Linked DNA regions of Homo sapiens: regions 2 and 3 are each linked to region 1. A link is a loop called in an ENCODE intact Hi-C map of the cell type or tissue named here. Cell type or tissue: PC-9. All regions are shown on one strand.

The links. A loop is a pair of places that touch in the nucleus more often than their neighbours do. Peaks named below come from ENCODE experiments on the same cell type or tissue, not always from the same donor. Only the 100,000 strongest peaks of a DNase experiment are listed, where the experiment ranks them.
Region 2: it touches region 1 in a loop (31-fold over the local background); 17 of 110 quality-filtered maps call a loop at or near these places.
Region 3: a loop joins it to region 1, with 9 times the contacts of the local background. A loop is called at or near these places in 20 of 110 quality-filtered maps.

What each region holds. Positions count from the first base shown.
Region 1 is chr7:23,860,310-23,868,309 of GRCh38, forward strand. No RefSeq gene overlaps it. Among named protein-coding and RNA genes, the nearest start is that of STK31, 150 kb to the left of the region's middle. In PC-9, a CTCF peak has its summit at 3,073 (motif pointing right); DNase peaks (open chromatin) are centred at 3,096 and 4,842; H3K27ac peaks cover 1,492 bases.
Region 2 is chr7:24,377,519-24,385,518 of GRCh38, forward strand. All of the region lies in intron 1 of LOC107986777 (a long non-coding RNA gene), which reads right to left. Among named protein-coding and RNA genes, the nearest start is that of NPY, 97 kb to the left of the region's middle. In PC-9, a CTCF peak has its summit at 4,558 (motif pointing left); DNase peaks (open chromatin) are centred at 1,923 and 4,643; H3K27ac peaks cover 825 bases.
Region 3 is chr7:24,662,039-24,670,038 of GRCh38, forward strand. It overlaps PALS2 (protein associated with LIN7 2, MAGUK p55 family member), which reads left to right. Exons shown (of 12, transcript NM_001303037.2): 6 at 1,552-1,683; 7 at 3,550-3,649; 8 at 3,983-4,051; 9 at 6,461-6,622. Among named protein-coding and RNA genes, the nearest start is that of GSDME, 91 kb to the right of the region's middle. In PC-9, CTCF peaks have their summits at 3,824 (motif pointing left) and 4,026; DNase peaks (open chromatin) are centred at 3,802 and 7,053; H3K27ac peaks cover 1,215 bases.

The sequences.
Region 1 (8,000 bases):
CCAATGGCTTAGGATGCATTTCAAGGGTGAGCTGTTGATGCCTGAGTGTTTCCCATCTGAAAGACAAAACTGCCCACGGTTTTGGTTTGTTTGTTTCTCCCCCTGCCTAAGAACCCGCAATGGTCCCTGGACCCTGCTGATCAGAATAGTTGCACTCACCAATGAAGCAGCAGAAACACCTCTTGCCCAATAACCCACAATGGTGCAGCCCCTGGACCCTGCTGATTGGAATAGTTGTGCTCACCGATGCAGCAGCAGAAACACCTCTTGCCTAAGAACCTGCAATGGTCCCTGGACCCTGCTGATCAGAATAGTTGCACTCACCGACACAGCAGCAGAAACACTAGTTTTTCCTCCTAGACCCCAAGGAGGCCCAAGGAAGGTTGGATTTAGTGGCCCTTACTGACACATTCTCAAAAACCTGTTAGAGTCCTAAGCATTTTCCTGTTAGTATTGGGACCTTACCACTGACCTATAAAGATGTTATTTCCAAAAAATGAAGTGGAGGGTCATACCCAGAGGGAGGGAAGGGATCTCCAGGGTTGAAAGAGTGATACCTTTTGTTCTCACTTATGTGAATAGGAAAGATACCATTTCTGAAGCTCCCCACATCCTAGCTTCAAGAATAGCTTTTGTTAGGCCTGCTAGTCTGAGGAGGGATCCTAAAATTCCAGATAGTCCCCCCTATAATGGGGCTTTGGGCAAAAATTATGCCTTTCTGATTGGTGAGCCTGGGTGCCTAAAGAAGGGAACAGAGTCCTGAGGTTTATACTGGAAATCATTCTTACAGGAGAAACTAGAAAAGCACAAGAGACAGGGAGTGGTTTTTAGAAGCAGGACTAGCCTTGGAGAAGAGAGGTGAGAGGAAGTTTGTCTGAGAGGCATTAGGACCCAGGAGGCAAGGGTCAGCATAGATAGGTTAGATGGTCGAGTCTCACTTGGGCGACATGACTTTGAGAGTTCTGCTCTTGGCCGCAGGGTCAACCAACTTGTTAGGACCTGGGAGCTGAATGGCTTTCCTCTCTGTTGACCCTCAGCTCAGCCCAGAAGTACAGGAAAAGCAGAAGCTTGTTCCAGGCACACCAACGCTCCCAACTCCAAATAGTTGGGGGTTGTTATAGAGTCCTTTACCAGAAAGCCTGACACCCATGTCTTTAGTCTGGCGGCTGTGCTAGTCACTTTTAACTGACTGACAGGTGCCCGGTATTTAGCCTCCGAATTCTAAGGAAAAATAGGACAGAATAGCAAGCAAAAGGGGTCCGATGGTACTCACTGCTTGGTGGTAGTCCCTTCGTGGTTGCCAAAATGTGTCTGGAATGGGTTCCTTCCAGTGGGTTCTTGGTCTTGCTGACTTCAAGAATGAAGCTGCGGACCCTCATGGTGAGTGTTACAGTTCTTAAAGATGGGGTGTCCGGAGTTTGTTCCTTCAGATGTTCAGATGTGTCCGGAGTTTCTTCCTTCTGGTGGGTTTGTGGTCTCGCTTGACTTGAGGAGTGAAGCCACAGACCTTCACAGTGAGTGTTACAGCTCTTAAAGGTAGTGTGGACTCAAAGAGTGAGCAGCAGCAAGATTTATTATGAAGAGCAAAAGAACAAACTTCCACAGCGTGGAAGGGGACCTGAGCGGGTTGCCACTGCTGGCTCAGGTGGCCAGCTTTTATTCCCTTTTTTGGCCCTGTCCACATCCTGCTGATTGGTCTGTTTTACAGAGTGCTGATTGGTCCATTTTACAGAGCACTGATTGGTCCGTTTTACAGAGTGTTGATTGGTCCGTTTTTACAGAGTGCTGATTGGTGCGTTTACAAACCTTTAGCTAGACAGAAAAATTCTCCAAGTCCCCACTTGACCCAGGAAGTCCAGCTGGCTTCACCTCTCAGTAGGATATGAAATAACTCCAAGCTTAGCGTTCCAATAATGGAACACTAGGCATAAATGAGCTAATATGGGGGAACCACATTTAGAAATACAGTGCTCTGAGACAATGTGCTCTCAATTTTACCAGCCATATTATTATTTCCCCATTATCTTCTTAAAGGGAGCTTTGCTCTCTGACATTGACTAATTAAAACAAAAAAATTTTTAGAGTGTTTGTCACATTCATGGAGTGATAGTATATTTCCTAGCTTTGAATGGTATCACAAAGGTTAAGATTGACAGATTAGAGTATATAAAAGTCACCATAGTGAAAATAACTAAAGTATGGCAGTTGACCAGGAAAACTTACATGAGTTTAGGAGACAAAGGTTAATAGTTAAAGCACATAAAGTGATTATTCAAATTTACAAGGAAATTATTGAGATTCCAGTAGATAAGTACAAAAATAAATATGTAATTTTTTTTTTAATTCCAAGAAGTACAAATTAACCTTTGGATTGTATTTCATGCTTAGTAAAGCAGTAAAATCTAAAAATGTCTAGGTCCTATAATATTGGTTAAAATTGGTGTATGTTTCCATTTGTGATAACAGTGTGAACTTGGTAGAAAGTAGCTTGGTCATATGTCTCAAAAGCCATAAAAATGATGATCTCCTTTGATCCCAATGACATAATTCTTAGAAGTTTGTTTTAGGAACATGACTTAATAGAAACAAAAATACACATGTGTAAATGTCCAATTGGAAATTGAATAAATGTGGAATGAGTGAATTTTTTCATAAAATATTGTACAGCAATATAATAGACTATTACACAGCATGAACTATGAAGACACACATTATGCTAGTACATAAAGGAAACAATATCTAAAAGGTATTTCTGGTTAAAAAAATGGGTGCAAAATTCTTAATTTAAATCCTTACTTTTCAATATTTTATAATGACTATTTCCCAACATACTGGAAAGTTAAAATAATTTGGTGAATATCCATATACCCATCACTTACATTCTACCATTAACATGGTGTTATACTTTATTATAACTATCTACCTTAACATTTTTCCATTTTTTTCCATTAAAAGTTCAACTTTCCCCAGCTATCAAGAAATAACCTGTTGCTGTCTTGAGAGATTTTTGATTAACAGAGGGGTAATTTTTAAACTTCTGTTGAGGATCAGAATGGTTTCTTGTAAGTTTGTGTATGGCCACCAGGTGTAGCTCTGGACCACAGCATTCAGTGATAAGCATCTGCAGGGAGGGTTTTAGGAAAGGCAACTTCTAAATGAAATCAAACTTGATTTGTTTATTTGGGTGAGGGAGAGTACAATAAATTTAACCTTCATTAAGATGTAAAGTAATTATATAAACCTTGATATAGAATCAAAACCTGCTTCCTTGAAGGATTTCAAGGATTTGATTTAGGTTATATATTTTCTTTATTGTTCAAAAGCTTCCACCACGTTTTCTCTTACCTGGAGTGTGACTTTCTTACTCCACAGCCTCAAGGTAATAAGTTTTGGCTTATGCAGCAAACATGTTTATGTCAGCAGCTGTTTGAAAGGTTAATTTTAGAAATATTTAAGTTAGTCATGGACATTCAAATATTCAGACTTCTTTTGTATAACAAAACCTCATCACAACTCGAATTTTTCTTTAGTGTGATTGTTTGATTGATGTCTATATCTTTTTAAACATAAACTCCATAAGGTTTGAAAATGTATGTAGAACAATTCCAGGCATTCAGTAAATATTTGTGAATGAATAAATGGAAAGAATGATTTGAAATTGACTGAAGGCTATTTTGTAACAATTGGTAAGTCTACTCCTTAAGAATGTGCTTGTTCCATTTTTAAATTTTCTTTTAATAACAGGATCAATTTTAAATAATCTTTACAGTTTTAAAATTGCTCCAACATGAAAATATTTTTCTGGTTTTATTTGTGAAAAATAGCTATTTTTAAAGGAAAGTAGAGCCTTAAACTACTTAAAATAGATTTTTATAATCAATTTTAACCAACAAGATCTTTTCTTTTTCTTCCCCTTTAAGGAATCCTGGGTTTCTTTCTATGCAGGGTGTCATCAACTGCCAATTTGTTTCTACCTACCAGAAAATAAAATCATAGAGGCAAAAATCCAGTAATATGGCCAAGTAAACGACTGGAATAACCAGATGAAAGAATTTTCTCCAATTTATAGTATTTTTTTAAAGGAGATATTTAATAAGCTATATTTGAAACAGTAGGTTTTTAAATAAAATGACGCTATTTAGAGTAAAAGGTCCTGGGAGAATTTTAGTGTAAATAAAGGAGATGTCTCTCTCAAAGAATTTAGTGTCATGCTTTTGAATATCTGATAGGATGGTGGAAAGATTCATCAAAGGAGAAGATGAACAATATTAGAGCTGTTGTTTTTAGAAGGACTCCTATTTATTTACAGGAAAGGGAAGATTCCAGAGAAACAAGATCACAAATTTACCTAGCTCAAGAATTAAATTATTGACTTACTATTTTTATAATTGTGTTCTGCTTTTACATGTCATCTTTCAAATTATACTTATTTATAAGGAAGAATCATTATATATTTAAGGGCTGGGACTTTGATGCTCTTTTCTCCCCTTCATTTCCTTGAAAGGTAAGTAATGTCTATATTGCATACCTGTTTTGTGTACCTTCGCTTTCTTCCTTTCTTTCCTCCCTCCTCTTTCCCCTCTTTTTTCTCCTTGCCCCCCATTTTTCCATTACTAGTTAAAAGTTAGTTTAAATTGCTGATATTCTGGAAACATGAAATATTTCTTGAGAAAGTTAAGGTACCAAGCTCTTACCATCATGTTTTCATAACTGCCCCAAAAATATTATGCAGATTAATGTTTTGACATTTATTTGCTTTTCCTTGAACGTCATGATTCATTTTTATCTGATATCAGCTCCATTTATGGCAAACAACTGGTATTTGCAAATTACAATTGCTATGACAAATTGCAAGTATAATTTTGATCATGATTATTGTACTTGCCTGAGTCATGGCTTGCATCATCTTCTGCCATCCGATCTATGATTCACAAAATTTTATTTCACTACATCCTTTTTAACCCCCCACATAAGCGTCAGACATAGCAGATAAATATGTGATGAAAATTTGTTTCAGAGCAAAACCTAGATAATTTCTTTTGGGCTGCTATAAAAATTTTCAAGCTTTTTTTCTTTTTCTTTAAAACAAACAAACTTTATTCCCTACTAAATGATCACCTTCCCCCTATTTCATAGTGTGTTTAAAGTTGTGCTTAAAGGTTATTTTAAAATAAATTACTAAGTAATGTGCTTGACAAAATTGTTTCATTGTATTTTTGCACATTGGGAAGGGATGTGGTTTATTATAACATGAGCACATTTAGAGTGAAAGTCTGAACCCGAGTAGCCATAGATAACTTTGATGTTACCAAGTAAACTCTCAGACCCTGATACAACAGTTGATTTAAAAGCACACTTTGGCTGTCAGTTGAATCTATTACTTTCAATTCTCACCTTCTTTAAAAATTTATAGAGTGTGGAAATGTTATTTTGTTTCATAATTAAAGGCCGTGTAGAATCAATTAGCACAGTGCATGAGGTGGACTGGGTACCAGGCATTTCACCTGCATTATCTAATTTAATCTTCACAACAACCCTTTAAAGTGTAACTGTTATTCCTCTTTTACATAGGAGGAAGGAAAGTGAGGCACAAGAGACTAGGTTCTTGGCAAGAATCACATTGATCATAATTGAAATTATGTGTAGAACACTGGATAGATGCTGAAGGCACTAAGAGTTATAAGTCTTTGTCCTAGAGAGTCTTCAGTATGGTTGTTGAGGCAAGGCATATCTGTGGGAAAAAAAAAAAAGAGACAAGAATCACTTTCTAAGTGCCACTAATCCTAAAATGGTATATCTTCCAGCAATCATAGGGTCAGCAAACCTATCGAAGACTCTCTATCTTAGAAGAGGAGTATAAAATGAAGTACAGCTCTACTATTTTTGTGAATCTGTTCACTGCCCTTACATTTTTGAGAGAGTTAAAATGTAGATTATTCTCCCTTATTGTTTTCTTGATGTGGCATAGGATAGCTTCTGTACAGGAAATGTTCTTACCCTAGATATCAAGCCATATATTACTTAACTAATTTGGTAACTTAGAAGCTTGTTATTTTCAAGTTTACAGACCATTTTCTTGAATGACTGGTAGATTATACACTTGTAAAGAAATACATTTTTACCTCTGTGCATGTTTAATTTTTTATCAAAATGTTCTGTTGTAGGAATATTGTCTCTTTAATAGAAACGGTCTGTAATTGAAGCTAATTTTTCAGGCTAAAGTCATTTCTAGGGACCATCTCTGTAGAGCTAGTAACTTCAATATAGAATGTGAAATTGTCAGTTCTAGCTTGAGTAAAATATTCAAGTGAACTAATTACACCAATTTGGGGGAAAACAGACACAGTAGATATGCTCGATGGTTTTTGCTTTCACTCTTTATTATCAAAGTTTGGGAGAAAGGGAGACATTGTAATTGACAGAGGCACCATAACGTGGTGGGATTCAAAAGAAGGGTTACCCTCAGCGTTCCCAAACTTTGTATTTGTTATACACTTTTGCAGAGTAGAATTTTTGCAGATCATTTGAGGGACTTAGAGGATGGATATAATTTTTATCTTAAAGTTTTGGGAAATAGAAAATACATATTACAGTTACTGTATATTTCATGATTACCGTTTAAGGCTGTTGACCATTTGTCTACATTTTCCTGCATTCTCAGAGGCATTCGGTTGTCACATTTTCTAGTAAATCATGAACTGTTTTGATTACTGGCCAGATGCTGCATCATGTTTCTTATAGCTAACTTGAAGCAAGTTGTATCTTCTCTGAATTAATCTCTTGCATAACCTATAAGTCTAATATACCTTGTAGCAGTATGTATCTTTATATCCTTACTTGTAGCAAAAATAAATTTTGCATGTGTGATGGCTCCCCTGTGAAGGGTTGGTGGTACACTGATGAGTTGTTGCCTATGTTAACATAATCCTATACAGCAAGGAGTAAAGAGAGCAATGGGTGCTGAGACAAAGGGACAGCTGGCCTCTAGTAATAAAGAAACTGAGGCCTTTGAAGACTATAGCACCCTGGAAGTTGAAAATCAACTTCTGGGTAGAACTTTTGACAATGTAAGGATTTTGACTGAGGTGACAAAGGAATATTTGATTATGTCTGTATTGCTTTTAAAAAATTAATACACAAATGGTATTAAGTTATTCCTTAGACTTTTTTGTTTCTTAAAGTTATATTTTGGATGCTTTTTTAATTATTAAAAGTGTATATATATATATAGAAAAACTTAAAAGAGTGGGAATAAGAGAAAATAAAATACCACATTTCAATCGCCTAAAAATTATTTTTTCACATTTTGGTGTTTTCCTTTCCATTGTTTCTCTATGCATAGCTTTTCTTTTTTTTTTTTTTTTTAAATACCCTGTTGTTATGATATTGTATATGTAATTCTTTTTGGTTGAGCCTATATTATAGCTATTTTTTCATATTATAAAGTCTGCATAAGTCTTTTAAAAATGGGTTTAAAGGTACTACTTTAAGTAAATATGCCATAGGTCACTTAATTTCATGAATATTGTTTGTTTAGTTACTCTGGAAGCTAGGAGGCAATAGCAGGGTTAGGTTAGTTGGGTGACCTGGCTGTAGGAGAGGGTGGAACAGGAGTCTGGATTCCAAACTTAAGTTAATAATTAAAGTTCCCCAAATTAACAGAATTTAGAAGCAACCTAAAGATCAAGGTTAAGGACAAGATTTTTTTCTTTTTTTGATTTTTAATTTTATTTTATTTTACTTTAAGTTCTGGGATACATGTGTTGAACCTGCAGGTTTGTTACATAGATATATATATGCCATGTTGGTTTGCTGCACCTATCAACCCATCATCTTGGTTTTAAGCCCCGCATGCATTAGGTATTTGTCCTAATGCTCTCTCTCCCCTTCCCCCCAACCCCCTAACATGCCCTGGTGTGTGATATTCCCCTCCCTGTGTCCATGTGTTCTCATTGTTTAACTCCCACTTATGAGTGAGAATATGCAGTGTTTGGTTTTCT
Region 2 (8,000 bases), 520 kb after region 1:
AAAGCTGGTCCTAGAATTATCTGAAAAAATGGTCAGTCAAGCTCACTGACCCATGACCCCCATGGCTGCTGCAGGTTGTTTTTCTGCTCTGCTAAGTAAAGTTAATATAGCCCAGGACTCCCTGGTAAATCCTTCCTTAAGCCATGGTGCTCAAGAAGCTCCTGAGCTAATCTGAGCCTGTAACCAAGTAGTGTACATTTACATGTTCCAGAACTGAAACCTCAGCATCACAGACATGTCTCCTGGACTTGGAGTTGAATGTTTACAAATCACAAGTGAGTTCATCGAGAAGGTTTAACTTTGTTTAGGAGAAACTCCTGGTTCTACCACACAAAGCAAAATAACTCAGGCTGTGTGTGTGTGTGTGTGTGTGTGTGTGTGTGTGTGTCCTCTTAATTGATCTCTTCCCCAGGAAAGATCCAAGATGTAGAAACCATCTTGTAGTGACCCAGCATTTTCTGAGCACCCAATCTGAGCTAGGTGTTTTATGTAATAGTTGCCAGTGTTTATTGATTATTTTGTTAAGGTAGTGAACACATTATTTAAGCCTAGCAAGAAATATATTATTATTATCCCCCATTTATAGACAAAGAAACTGGCCTTGGGGGTTTGGCAACTTATCCAGCCATAAAAAGTTAGCCAGATTAGCCTTCAACCTAGGTTCCTTTTGCTCCAAAGTCTACTTGTGGCTCTATATCTCACAGTAACCCTATGCAGTAGGGATTATAAATCTACTTCACCAACTAAATAAAGTTATTTGTTCAACATCACACAATTACTAGTAACAGAACCAAGCCTTACTCAGACCTGGACAAGCCCATGAGCACTCCATTACCCAAGGGGTTATCACATTCTGGCACACACAGAAAAGGTCTGGAACAGTGCTTCTCAAGTCTTAGTGTGCAGTACCATTTGACCCAGTGAGTCTACTCTCATCTACCCAAGTGAAATAAAAATATATGCCACAAAAAGACTTGTACACAAATGTTCTTTTACGTATTACTCATAATGGTCCTAAAATTGGGAAAAAAACCCCACAAATGCCCATCAACTAATGAACACATAAACAGAATTGATAGGGACAGAAGGCAGGGAAATTCTGGGCAGAAGAGGGCGGTCCCCAGCTAGAGTGCCATCCTCTAACCTGGAGCCACGGCCCAAAGTGGGAGCATACATTCCCACTTTTTTCCCCACTCGAATGTTGCCTTTTCCAAAACCATCCATGGCCAACCTGCTCCCCATCCTGTGCCCATAAGAACCCCAGGCTCCACTGGCAGAGGAAAAGAAGAGAAGAGGAGAAGCAGCAGAACATCAGAGACTACGGTTGGATGTCAAAGAGCAGCAGCTTGATTTAGAGGGACAGCTTGATGGCGTTGCTTAGGAGTCTGGGGACAGCCGAACTCCAGGGGAAGATTATCTTCTCACTCCATCCCTTTTTCAGCTCCCCTTCCATCTGAGAGCCACTTTGGTCAGCAATAAAATCCTTGGCATTTACCATCTCCAATTTGTTCATGCAACTTCATTCCTCCTGGATGCCAGAAAAGAACTGGGGTGCAGGTGCAAAAGGCTGCCAGACTAACCCTCCACTGAGCTGTTAACACTTAAGCCATCCGTGGACAGCAAAGCTAAAAGAGCACTGACTGTAACACTCTTTCTGGGTCTTCAGGGTTGTGGGCACCCCCCTAGGTGTTACTGGGGTGGGGAGGGCTGCACACAGTTTTGTTCCTGCCGGTGCCCAAAAGTGCTCACCCTGGCTCCTGCACCCACTCACCAGCATTCCCCTTCCTGTGAGGAGTAGAACACAGCAGGACCAAGCAAGTGGAGTCCGCCCCTGTTGGCACCTAAGCAGCGGCTAGTTCTAGCACCTGTGCACTCCAGTTCCCACCACAAAGGAGTCAGGGAGATTTCCTGCTTCGGAATGCGATATAATCATAACAATGGAATGTTATTTGGCAATAGAAAGAAATGAAGTACTGGTATCTGTACAGCATGGACAAACCACAAAAAGCATAACATTAAAGAGGCAAGACACAAGGGATCACATATTGTATAGCTCCACTTATCTGATAAATTTATAAGAGACAGTGGATCAGGGGTTGCCTGGGAAAGAGATGGGAAGGAACCAGATTGACAGTAAAGGGAATGAGGGATCTTATTGGGGTAATATTATAGAAGTGTTTTAAAACTGATTTATAGTGATGGTTGTACAACTTGGTAATTTCACTAAAAATTATTGAATTGTACACTTGAAATGGGTAAGTTACATATGTAAAATATGCCCAAATAAAGTTGTAAAACAATTTTTAAGGTGCAATTGAATCATCTTAGCGTCTTGTTAAAATGCAAACTGAGTAGTAGGTACTATGGTTTGAATATGGGATTTTTTGGCCCCACCAGGTCTCATGTTGAAATTCTATCCCCATTGTTGGAGCCTTATGGCAGATCCTTTATGAATGGCTTGGTGCCATTCATAAAGGGATTGAGTTTTCACCTTTGGTTCCTGAGAGAATTGGTGTTGAAAAGAGCCTGGCACCTCCTCCTCTTTTCTTGGTCTACTCTCCACGTGCTGTCTGCACGCAGCCCCCCTTCACCTTCTGCCATGAGTGGAAGCAGCCCAAGGCCCCACCAGAAGCCAAGCAGGTGCCAGTGCCATGCTTCTTATACAGCCTGCAAAACTGTGAGCCGAATACACCTCTTTTCTTTACAAATTGCCCAGCATCAGGTATTCTTTTCTAACAACGCAAATGGACTAAGACGGTAGGTTTGGGGCAAGGCCTAAGATTTGCATTTCCAGTAAACTCAAAGGTGAAGTTGATGCTGTTGATCCAGAGACTACATTCTGAGTAGCGAGGAGACAGATGTCCCAAATTCCTACTTCTCCAATTCAACTAACCCCAGACAAGTCACTCCCTCACTTGGGCTTCATTTATGAAGATGTAGCATCCTCAATCATCTCATTCTGAATACTTCATTGGCCTTGAACCATGTCATGAATGCAGCAAATCCTAAATGAAAAATTTGTATTTCTCCCCTCCTTTTCTTTGTTTGCCTAAGCCAGCATGTGAAACTTTAGCACGTCAAGCTCACCCAAGAAGCTGTTTAATATGCAGATTCCCTGACCCCCCGCCGCCCCCCACCCCCAAGACATTCTGAATCTGTAAGCCATCACTACGAAAACTGCCTTTTTAACAAGCACTTCAGGTAACTCTTATGCAGGTGATTTAAAAATTGTCTTTTGTGCACTGTTAATCTAAATGAGCACAGATCAATAGAAATATGATGGAAGCTCATATGTTATTTTAAATATTCCAGTAGCCACATTTTAAAAAGTAAAAAGAAACAGGTGAAATGAGCTTTTATAATATATCTTATTTAACCCATTAAAACCAATATGTTATCATTTTAACATGTAATCAATATAAAAATATCGAGATAATTTATGTATTTTTTTGGTAGTAAGTCTTTGAAATCTGGTGTGTATTTCAAATTTATCACACATCTCAATTCAGACTAACCATATTTCAAGCACTCAGTTTTGGTCACCGACCCAAGACCTGTTGGATCATAAACTCTGGGTATGGCCCAGTAAGCTGTATTCGAGTAAGCTCTCCAGGTGATTCTCGTATTCACTTGAGCTTGAGAACCACTGATCTATGCTATTGTTTCTTGAACTTGACTGCACGTTGGAATCACCTGGGAAACTTAAAAAAAAAATGCTTATGCATGAGTCCGAGTCCCAGAAATCAAGATTTCTTTAAAAAGGCCTTCCAGATGATTCTAATATGCACCAAAGTTCAAAAGCTGCTGCTCACTGTCTCTTAAAGATGCCTACCTTATTATCTTCAGCTCCGAGAAGTTACTGGGCTCCTTTCATCATTTTCTGTGATGTATCATGCTCTGCTCACCAGTCCCCCCAAGTCCACATTTCTTGTTTATTCCACTTTGAGTTTTTAGAAAAAAAGTAATCATCTAAACCACTACTGCAATTCCCTTCCTAAAAGGGAAATCTCTGAAAAATCTGCATCCTTCAGCTTCTCCCCGATGATTGCTAGTCCCCACCTGCTTGACCCACTCAGCAATTCTCACCCCTTACTCCATCTCCCCATAGCCCCCACGGACCCTGATTCATCTTCCGGGAGCATCAACCCAATAACAGCTCCATCCCACTGCCTATGTGGCTCCCAAATTTTGGACACTTATCGGTGACTTTTAATTGAGCTGTGGCCCTCTCCTGTATTTCAAAGGAATCCCTGAAGGCCCAAATCATCCCTAAAAGTCTCCTCCAGAGAAAAAGAGCAAAAACAGAAATCAACCCATGAGCCTCCTTTCCTACCACTGCTAAGAGTTTCCATTCAGTAGATCTCCATTTCCCACTACCTTGGGTTCCAGCAGCTCACTGGGAGAGGAGGGATCTTTGAGAAGGTCATCTGATCATGTGTGGAAGGAGTCGAGGGAATTAAAAATCAGATTGCATGCCCATGTCATAGACTGTTCGGGAAAAAGCAGCTGCTTGGCATGTGTGTGTGCAGCCCACACAAACAACATAGGTCATGTTTACGTCTATGTAAATATGTATAGTTGAAGCACCCTCTAGTGGAACACCTAGAGAAGGTCACACTCTCTGGAGAAACTCACCCTTGGAGAAAAAAAAACAAAAAACAAAAAAACAAGGTATTTGGAAATCTTATCTGCCCAGAGCATCCATGGTGAGATATAAGAGCACAAGTCTATAGTGTATTCATGTACAGGGGCACAGGCCAGCCCGGTGTCCACCTGGTCTGCTGGGTGAGGAGGGGGCATGAGCTGAACTGGCCTTTCTTGAGGCCTCACATGGAGGCTTTGATTCCCCTGTTGCCTGAGGTGTAAGAAAGCAGTGTTGGGATGTATTTTACAGATTACCACGGGTTCCTTTCAGGCTAAGAAGCTGTCCGTCTCCATTTCAAATCAAGGAGTGGGGAGAGAAGATAGATTATTCACTATTGGGACAACTGGATTGCTATCGGGAAGAGGATAACTTTGAAGCATGAATCAACTTTCATACACTAAATAAATTCCAAATTGAAACATAAAGAATTTGAGAAAAGGAGTGAAGATTATGTTGAAGTAGGAAATACCTTGCCAAATGTAACCCCAAATCGTAAGTCATTTTAAAAACCATTGAGAAAGTTTAACACATAAAAACAAAACATTTCTACATGGCCAAAAACAATGCCATGAACAAGGTCAAAAGACAAATAGCACACAAGGGGAAAAATGCAACGGATAGTACAAAGGGATAAAGTCCTTAATCTAGATGGTGTTCCTACAATTAATAAGCCACACACTCGGAGTTCAATAGAAAAAAAAATGAACAAGGGATATGAACAGACAGGTCACAGAAAAGGAAAGAAAAAATTATGCTCTTAAACATATAGAACAATGTTCATTCTCATTCGTAAGAGTTGTTTTTCAACATCACAGAGTAGGATCATATGCTAAGCAGGGCAAGTACAAGGAAGCAGGCACAGTCACATGTGGGAGTGTGGAATAGAAACTGGCACACTGTTCATGAAGGGCAATTTTTTAATAGCCTTGGTCAAAATAAACATTAGCCATACACATTGACCCAGCAAGTCCACTTGTAGGAATTTACCTTACAAATATGCTTACAGATGTGTGAAATGATGCATGCATGAGGAAATTCATGGAAGCATGGTTTGCAAGAGCAAAATCCTAGAAACACTGTAAATGCCCATCCAGAAGGGACTGGGGAAATAAATTATGGTACATCCATACAATGGAATACTATGCAGCCATGGGCTCCACGTTTCCAACATAAGTCATCTCTATCTGTGGAGATGTGGATTAATTTTCTACATACATAAAGTGAAAATAACAAGATGAGGTGAGGATGTGAAGATTTTCATTAAAAAAATGAGGCTCCCTGGGGGGAAAAAAAAAATGTTTCTCAGGTTGTAGAACCAGCTGGTGATATTTTTATGATTTTGGTATAAATGTTGCTTGTTTTGTTTTTAATTCAATAGTTTAAAATTATCACAGAGGGAATACATAAATGTAAGAAAAGAATGGTTAGTTTTTATGTTATGGGCACGACAGTCATATAACTGCTTGTATTTTCCTCTGCATTTGCTGCTAGAAAGCTCAGAGCCACATTAGTAGCCCACCTCTTGTTGTACAGTGTTTCAGGGCATGTGTATTTTGTACTAAACTCTCTGCTGACTTAGTTTTATTTTTTTACAACTCTTTACTTTCCTAAACAATTATTTTACATAGATTATAATAAACTGCTTCAAATGCATCTTGTAATGAGACAGTGCTGTATACCGACTGTTTGTGTCACCCCCACCCCAAGAAAATTCATGTGTTGAAATCCTAACCCGCAGTGTGGTGGTATTAGGGAGGTCGGGCCTTTGGGAGGTGATTAGGCCATGACGGTGGAGCCCTTGTGAATGGGATTAATGCCTTTATAAAACAGGCTCCAGAGAGTTCCCTCACCCCTTCCACCTTGTGAGGACACAGCAAAAAGATGGCTGTCTATGAATCAGGAAGCAGGCCCTCACCAGACACTGAATCTGCTAGTGCCTTTATCTTGACTTCTCAAAATATAAGAACTATTTTTTTGTTGTTTATAAGCCACCCAGTCTATGGTATTCTGTTATAGCAGCCCAAATGGACTAAGACCGATAAGCATATCTTTTTTAAAAACACTAGAAAAAGAAAGCAAAGTGAAGAAAGTAGTATACGCTTCTGTTTGCATTAAAAAGAATACATGCATATGCACATTTGCATAAAAATATCTCTGGAAGGTTAGTAACTCTAGTTTCCTGCAAGGGCTAGGGAACAGAAGACAAAGGGAATCTTATTAATTACTAATAACTAGTTAATAAAATACAAAATAATTTTTAAAAGTTGTTTTATGCCATATACATCTTTAATAAATATTTTTTAAAGTTATCCTTCCCTTTGCTCTAAAGAGCCACTTGATTGCTTTGAGCACCGCTCTCCTGGTTGCTACTGTTCCGCCAACAGGAAGCAGTGTAATAGAGGAGAAATTGACTTACTGTCACCCACTGACTTTCTGCTGTAATGTGGACTCACTGGTTCTGTGTATTGTGCCAGAGCTGCTGAAATATCTATAAATATTTTTACTGTATTATGAAAAATGAAAACTTGGCCCATCTCCCATAGTTTGCATTTTTTTTAAAAAAACGCAATTGGAGATAAATATGATTTTTTAAAATGTATTGAAAGTGAGGTCCTTAGTAGGGGAAAGACAAGGGCATGATGAGTTTTCTAAAGAGTGAGGCTTTCACTTTCATTCTCTACTAAGGCTCACATCTATGTAAGTCCCCAACAATGATGCACTGTGTATTTTTTAAAGTCAGGTTTATTGAGGTATAATTTATACACTGTTTTATATATATACAATTGACCCTTAAACAACATGGGTTTGAACAGCATGGGTCTGTTTATATGCAGAGTCTCATCTGCTCTTGACACTCCTGAGATAACAAGACCAACCCCTCCTCTTCCTCCTCCTCTTCAGCCTACCCATCGTGAAGATGAATGAAGACCTTTATGATGATCCACTTCCACTTAATAAATAGTAAATACATTGACTCTTATGACTTTAATGACATTTTCTTTTTCTAGCTCACTTTTATTATATCAATACACTGTGTAATATATAAAATATGTATATACGTATAACATACAAAACATGTATAAATTGACTGTGTTATCAGTAAAGCTTCCAGTCAACAGTAGGCTATTAGTAGCTACATTTTGGAGGAGTCAAAAGTTATATGCAGATTTTCAACTGCAGGGGTGTTGGAACCCTTAAGCCCTGCATTGTTCGAGGGTCAACTGTATGTATAACTGTTATATATAAAAAATTCACCCTTTTTAGGATATAGTTCAGTGAGTTTTATTTATATATATATATATATATGACAAACATATATAGTTCATATATAGAACATTTCCATCACCTCAAAAAT
Region 3 (8,000 bases), 800 kb after region 1:
AGCAATCTTAATGTTTGTATGCTTGCTTTTTAGATCTAAAATTATATATCAGGAAAAAAATTATTGACCTACTGATTTAAGGATTAATATTTAGCTTTTCTAGAGTAGTTGAAAATGTTCTGAATGCTTTCTATGAAAATCATCTAATTATAAATAACTAAGATTTTATTACATGTTCCCAGATTTCGTTATTTTAAAATTATTTTGTATGCATCGATCACAATACTTTTACCACACTAATAATATAATATGTCTACTTGTGTTATTTGAATTTTGTTGGTTACAGAAGTATGATAAACAAATAGAAAAAGAACATTGTTATTTTGACTAATTGTGTACTTTCTTATTAAAGTTTACATGCTGATTAATGCTAAGGCAATTCTTTAGAAGATAACATTTGAATTTCTATAAATATATATAAAACAAGTCTGTTTTAAGAAAGCAGTTGGGCTGGGCGCAGTGGCTTATGCCTGTAATCCCCATACCTTGGGAGGCTGAGGTGGGCAGATGACTTGAGATCAGGAGTTCGAGACCAGCCTGGCCAACATGGTGAAACCTGGTCTCTACTAAAAATACAAAAATTAGCCAGGTGTGGTGGCACACGCCTGTAATTTCAGCTATTTGGGAGGCTGAGGCAGGAGAATCACTTGAACCTGGGAGGCGGAGGTTGCGGTGAGCAGAGATCACGCCACTGCACTCCAGCCTGGGTGAAAGAGTGAGACTCCATCTGAAAAAAAAAAAAAAAAAAAAAAAAAAAAGAAAGAAAGAAAGACAGCAATTGGTCTGAACCTTCCATCAAATACCAAAAATGCATAATTTAATTAGAATTTAAATTAAAGCAAATAAGCAAAATAGCCCAAATTTCGGAGATCATAACTAACAGTGTTAACTGACATACTTTTATTAATAATGCAAATGTAAAAGAAATGTGTATACACAAATGAATTTAAAATGGAAAATAGTTTCGAGACTTCTTCAGTATTTGTCTTACAATGAATTTAATGTTGATCATTTAAATTTAAGATGAGCATATAAATCAGAGCAAGATGATTAAAAAAGTATTTAAGGCTACCAAATATATTTCATATCTGACTTCAACATCAACTTTTATTGTTTAATTTTGGTTTCAGGGCCTTTTCACAGAGTTCTAATACATCTGAAATATATACCTTAAATCAACTACCTATATTATATTTCAGGATGTTAATTGGATCATAGCATTTACTTGCATTAAAAATTATGCAGTGTTGGTTGGAAAATCAAGTGAAAAGATTGAAGAAAAGTGGAAGAATGGTGGGATAGAATGATTATCAAACTCTTGTTGATTTAAAGTTAGATATTAAAGTAGAGAAGAAGTTTTATTATCTTTCTGATACCAAAATCTGTTAATATTCTAATAACTTGATTTCCATTTATGAGAGACAAGTTCATTATCTGAAGTACTAAATACATTGTCAGTTACAATTAAATCAGAGTGGTTTGACAAGGATTTTTTAAATTCAGTGGCAAGTGATACAACTATAGTATTTTTAATTGTGCTATGTGTTTTAGGTATTTGTGAAGTGTCATTTTGATTATAATCCATACAATGACAACCTAATACCTTGCAAAGAAGCAGGATTGAAGTTTTCCAAAGGAGAGATTCTTCAGATTGTAAATAGAGAAGATCCAAATTGGTGGCAGGTTAGTATGCTTCTCAGAAGTTCCTCAGCTACTTTTCTAATTTTAATCTTAGATCTGATCAATATCTGAATAGTCAGGAAGAATATTAGCATTTGTTACAATGATTTTTCCCACATGAACAGCTCCTGCTTCGTGGCTACTAATTTTGTGGACATAAGATCAAATTGGGAGGGAATTTGCAACTTAATAAGTGCAGAATTAACCAGCCTGTGGCACTAACCCATTGGTTTAGGGATTAGACCAATTGGTTTTTTTCACATGGGTAATTGCATTAAAATATGCTATTGGCCAAGAAGAACTCACTTGGGTCATCCCTTTTCAAAAGATAACTTGGGTTTTGTTTATTTTAAGTAGGAGACTTTTACTGTGAAATAAGTGTGTCTCTTGTCTCCTCTCCCTCATGTTCGTTCATAGCAAGTAAAGCATCATTTCTTAAGGTCTTAATGTCTATTTGCTCCCCTCTTCTCAGATATTGGGAAATGGAGGTTCACTCTATCAGTTTTGTTTGGTTTTGGATTAAAATCTGTGTATATGGAAAGAGATGTGTATTATCACTGTATTTTTCCCTCCTTTTTTCAGAAGATCTGTTTAATGGTATTCTTTTTTCTTCTCCTAATGCAGCTTTCAGAAACCCCTAGCAGCAGTAATAAGTCTGTTTTTGTAATGGTTTATGTTAGCTAACAACCACAATATTCAGAACTGGAAAAACTGACAGGTCAGGAAGTCTGAAATGCCTTAAACTATCAAAGCAAATGAGAGTTTTACTAAAGAACAAGGAGTAAGAGGAAAGGATCCAGGACTTAGCACCAAATTCTAAAATTAACTGAGATGTTGGTAACTCACATTAGCTCTAAATTATAGATCTACTTCTAAGGAGAAACAAATCACAGAATGAGAACAATCTTACTTATGTGTCCTTAAATTTAACTTAAAACATTATGTATAAGTGCACTATGTGTTGAGACAGCTAAGAAATGGGTAAATTAAACAGAATCCATGATTTCAAGAGGTTTCCCCTGAACTTTTTTTAGATCCCTCATTTAAAAAATCTCTCTGTGGCTGTTTCCTTTATTGAATTATTCCAGTTTTCCATTTTTTTTCTTTTTCCTATGAATACGATCTCTTAGTTTTCTCTTCTAACCTGTCACCATTCTCTCAGTTTCTCCCTGCATTTTGATAGTTGGTTACTTTAATTCTGTTTTTCAGGATTTTAAGTGCTTAAAGTTATACTAGATTTTCTATGCTAGTTGTAAGGATAGAAATACTAACTTTGTGAGATAAACCACTAACAGCCAGTTCTCCAGCCACTATTTTAAAATATTTCTCTTTGGAGCTTATTTTAAGTTAGCTGTTTTACATTAGGTGAAGTTTCGCCTAGTTTAAACTTACAAACTCTTGGGATATTCAGACTCCTGGTGGCATAAATTAAAATCTACACTTTATATTCCACATAGTATCTCCTTTTCATTTGGTTTGGCCTGAAATACCAACATAGTAGGATTAAGGTTGACAGTAAATATCTTACTAAAGGGTGCTAGATAAAATGTCCTGTTAATACATCTTATTTAGAATAGCATTTTCCTTTTCTAACTTAGTATCATAAATAAGAAGTTTTAGCAATTTAATTTGTATTTTGGTCCCCACATTTCACTACCAGATGACAGATATGAAGAATTTTAGGTGCCAATTGATTCTTCAGTGCTGAATTGTTTAAATATCTTAACTGACAATGCTATGGATTTAAATCTCAAGGTTGTTTTTAAGAGCAAATGTGACTTTTTTGACTGACCACTGCTTGTCTTACTTAATAGAATATGGTCTCAAATTTTGGTCACTGAGATGTACAATTCATTAATTTGATTCTAGGCTAGCCATGTAAAAGAGGGAGGAAGCGCTGGTCTCATTCCAAGCCAGTTCCTGGAAGAGAAGAGAAAGGCATTTGTTAGAAGAGACTGGGACAATTCAGGTGATGAGCTCGACACAATAAGTAACAAGCAGTCCTTTGTGACCACCTTTCTTTGTCTCTTTTGTCTAAATAAGCAAATGCATTTATTTAAAATATGTCTAGAATGAATCCCTCCCTCTGCTTTCTCTCGCTCATAAGTAATCTTTTTTGATCCCGTTCTGCCACCTGCTGGTAGAGTATCAAAATTCAGTGGCTTAACTCACCTCCACCCTCTTTTGCTTCCTAGGATGCCACATTGGGGAGATAATTCTCCCACCCCTGTAAAATACTATAGGGCAATTTTTTCATATTCTGATATACTGCTTAAGTTATATTTGTTTTATCATCCTTCAGGACCTTTTTGTGGAACTATAAGTAGCAAAAAAAAGAAAAAGATGATGTATCTCACAACCAGAAATGCAGGTAGGTTTTAAATACTTTTTGAGAAGTCCAAGTGAAGTAGCTATATGTCATTTAGTGTGGCATAAACTCTGAATATACAGCTTTAAGTGAGTGTAATTCAGATTAGTACCTAGTTGCAAGGGGCTGACATATGAACACATGGTGCAATATAATATAAATTATTTAAAACCCACATTATATATACTACCATGTGCTTTATTTTGTGAGTATAGTTTACAACACAAAACAAATTGGTTAAGATTTTTGTTTGTCTTAATCAAGAAGCAGTATCATAATTGAAACTATTTGTCCAGAGAATTTTGAAATAGTAATTTATGTGCCATTTCTAAAGGATAGAATGCCTTTGTCAAGATGTTAAAAGAGTTATGTTTAGGGCAACTGTATCCTGCCATAACACTGACCATGATAGTTTTAGAAAAATAGCACTGGACCAAATAAATCTTAGTCTGATCTAATAGAATTCTGTCTTAAATCTTTTAGTCATACAGAAAGAAATATATTTAAAAAGAAAGAAATGGTAACTATATGAGGTGATGGATATGTTTAATAGCTTGATCGAGGTAATCATTCACATTGTACACATTCATGAAAACATCAAGTTGTACACTTTATATACAATTCCTGTTTGTCAGTTGTACCTCAGTAAAGCTGAAAAGATTTTTAAAAACAATGTAAAATAAGACCCCAGACCTGGATTGGCTACTCATTGGCTATTAAAAATAAATAAATAGGAAAGAAGGGAAAGAATGGAAACTACTATATTTATTCTTCCCAGTTGCAGAGGATGACAGAAATAAAAAACAGCTCTATGAATCAGAAATTTCTGGAGGCTTAATCAAAGGAGTTGGCAATTTTAAAAGTACTTTCTTGACTTCAGAGCTACCTCTATGCTGGTAATAAACTAAATAGCACACCATAAAAGAAAATAATATAGAAGGAAGAAGTAGGCTTGCTTTCTCTTAATATTGGTTTAATCTACTGTGGGGAAATTGTGCAAAGAAAGAGTTACTATTAGGATAATAAGCTAAGGAAGGAGTGTTATTACTACAGATTGAGAGTTACAGTAATAACAGGTAATATAATATTTCAAATCATCACTTTGGCCCTATTATTCATAAAATATATGCCCATAAGGCTTTTTTGCAAAATAGAAAATTTGTAATTTTCCCATCGACTAAGATTATAATTTTGGGTTATGTTTCTAGTGAAACAGTTGGATCTAAAATTTATTTTATATGTAAATTTCAAAATCTTAATATTTAAATGTATGTTGTCAGTAAATGTCAGTATGTTGAATTCTAATCAAACTGATAATTGTTGATTTGCCATACAATATTTATTCATTTATATAATTGGAAGGTCACTTGTTCTGTGGAACTTACTTAAGCAACCACGCTAGGTTTACTCCTGTCCTCCGTATTTGCTACATGCTTTCTATATATACTGGTTTGTAATTTGATTATTTATATTAAAGGATTTTTACTGGCAAATTGATAATAAGTTTCAGTGGATAGAATCTCTGATAAGTAAGGATAAAACATAGAATTTTTCTAGCTTGATTAGATAAATTTTTTTTTTTTTTTTTTTTTTTTTTGAGACGGAGTCTTGCTCTGTCACCAGGCTGGAGTGCAGTGGCGCAATCTCGTCTTACTGCAGTCTCTGCTTCCTGGGTTCAAGTGATTCCCCTGCCTCAGCCCCCTGAGTAGCTGGGACTACAGGCGCACACCACCACGCCTAGCTAATTTTTTGTATTTTTTTAGTAGAGACGAGGTTTCACCATGTTGGCCAGGATGGTCTCAATCTCTTGACCTCGTGATTCGCCCACCTCGGCCTGCGAAAGTGCTGGGATTACAGGCATGAGCCACCATGCCCAGCCCGATTAGACAAATTTTTAAGGGCAAATGGATGGAACCAGATGTTTAAAGCAAGATATAAAATAATTTACTGGGGCAGGCACAGTGGCTCATGCCTATAATCCCAGCACTTTGGGAGACTGAGGCAGCAGGATCATTTGAGGCCAGCAGTTTGAGACCAGCCTGGGCAACATAGCAAGATCCCATCTCTACAAAAAAAAAAATTAAAAATTAGCTGGGTATAATGGCTCATACCTGTGGTTTCATTTACTCGGGAGGCTTCATTGAGCCCAGGAGTTCAAGGGTACAGTGAGCTAAGATTGCACCACTATACTCTACCCTGGGTGACAGTGAGCCCCGGTCTTAAAAACAATAATAAAATAATTATTATTTATTGTACTTTACCAAATTTGTAAAAACAAATCTATGCTAAGTGGGTACAAGTCAAGTGATATTTAACTATCAAGACAGCTAAGCCATTACTAGACAGAATTGCAGAGATTTCTTTCATGTATATAAAAGTTGACTTTGTATTCCCATTTCCTTTTTCATTTAGAATTTGATCGTCATGAAATCCAGATATATGAGGAGGTAGCCAAAATGCCTCCCTTCCAGAGAAAAACATTAGTATTGATAGGAGCTCAAGGTGTAGGCCGAAGAAGCTTGAAAAACAGGTTCATAGTATTGAATCCCACTAGATTTGGAACTACGGTGCCATGTAAGTTTTCTGTGTTTTCCTTGCTATGCAATTGGCAGGAAAGAGTATGGGCATATGGAGGAAAGGGGGATTATTATCATTAGTTATTGTTATTCCCAAATAAGTTTTCTTTATGGCAGTGAAAGTGAACAAGTAAAAGACATTGAAAAATTTAGTAATTCTGTAGCTGTCTTGAAATAGTGCTGCAGTGCTGTTGGCTTGCTGTCTGGTGGCAAGTGCTTCTCTAAACTATTCAGTTCAGAAATGTTAGAATTAAATGCCTACATTTAAGACTCGTGGCAAGATAGGCATTTAGGATTTTCTTGTACTGATGTCTATCTAAAAAGTTGGATTTTTCAGCCATTTTAGTGTAAAGAAAAGGGGAAAGCTTCTGACCCTTGGACATACCCAGTGTGGCAACAGCTGTGTGAACTTACGTGGCCTGGCTTGTAGCTCTCAGTCATGCAAGGTCATAAACCTGATTTTTGATAGCACATAAGAGTGATTCATCTTTTACTGCAGGCAGCATTCATTAAGGTTACAGAGTCTGATGTATAGAATAAAATAGTACTGATGAGAAGTATAACCATTAAGTGAACCAAGCACTCATTTTATGGTCTTTGCATTCATTTCTCTATTTGCATATTTACATAGAAAGTTAAATAATCATGTCAGAAGTATGCTTGATGAGAATGGAATTAGATCAAGGAATTGGATGATGTTAGTGATTTACTGTAATGACTAATACACATTTGTCTCTGACTGTAGGGACTAATAAACATTTGTCTTTGTTTTTGAAATACGTGGATCTTTACTTGTGAACTTAGATGTTCTCTCCCTTGAAGAAAGCAGGAGATAAGCTAACATTGCTTTCATTCCCATTGCTGTGCTTCTATTTCTGACCAAGCCCCCTTTTAACATGGCATTCCTTTAGGTATATTAATGCCTTTAAGCTATTTTGAGTCAAATCCTAGGCTAACTTTAACCCTATCTCTTTTAATTGAATTTTAGAGTTTCCCTGGTTTTGTCCAGTATATTTTGGGTTTAATTCTCAGTGAGTACTCTTATTGCTAAAATTCTTAAAAGTTAGGGAAATAGCCTTGTCATTGCCCCCCTGTGCTACTTATAATCCCTTCAGTGTAAATCTTCTGATTCTACTGCAGGCATTGTAAATCACTAAATTTAGACAAATCCTACTAAAGTGGTTAACAGAACAAAAACTTCACTGTAATCAACGTATGTTAAAGCTGCACTTGTGAAGTAAAAAGTTTTTCGCTTTTATCAAATTCATATGTGCCCAATATTTTTAGCAAGTAGTTCTTAAAGACATATAATGGGGAAAAAAATAACCCCTTCTCTTCCCCTGCCTCACTTATGAAAAACAGTCACTTTTCATTGT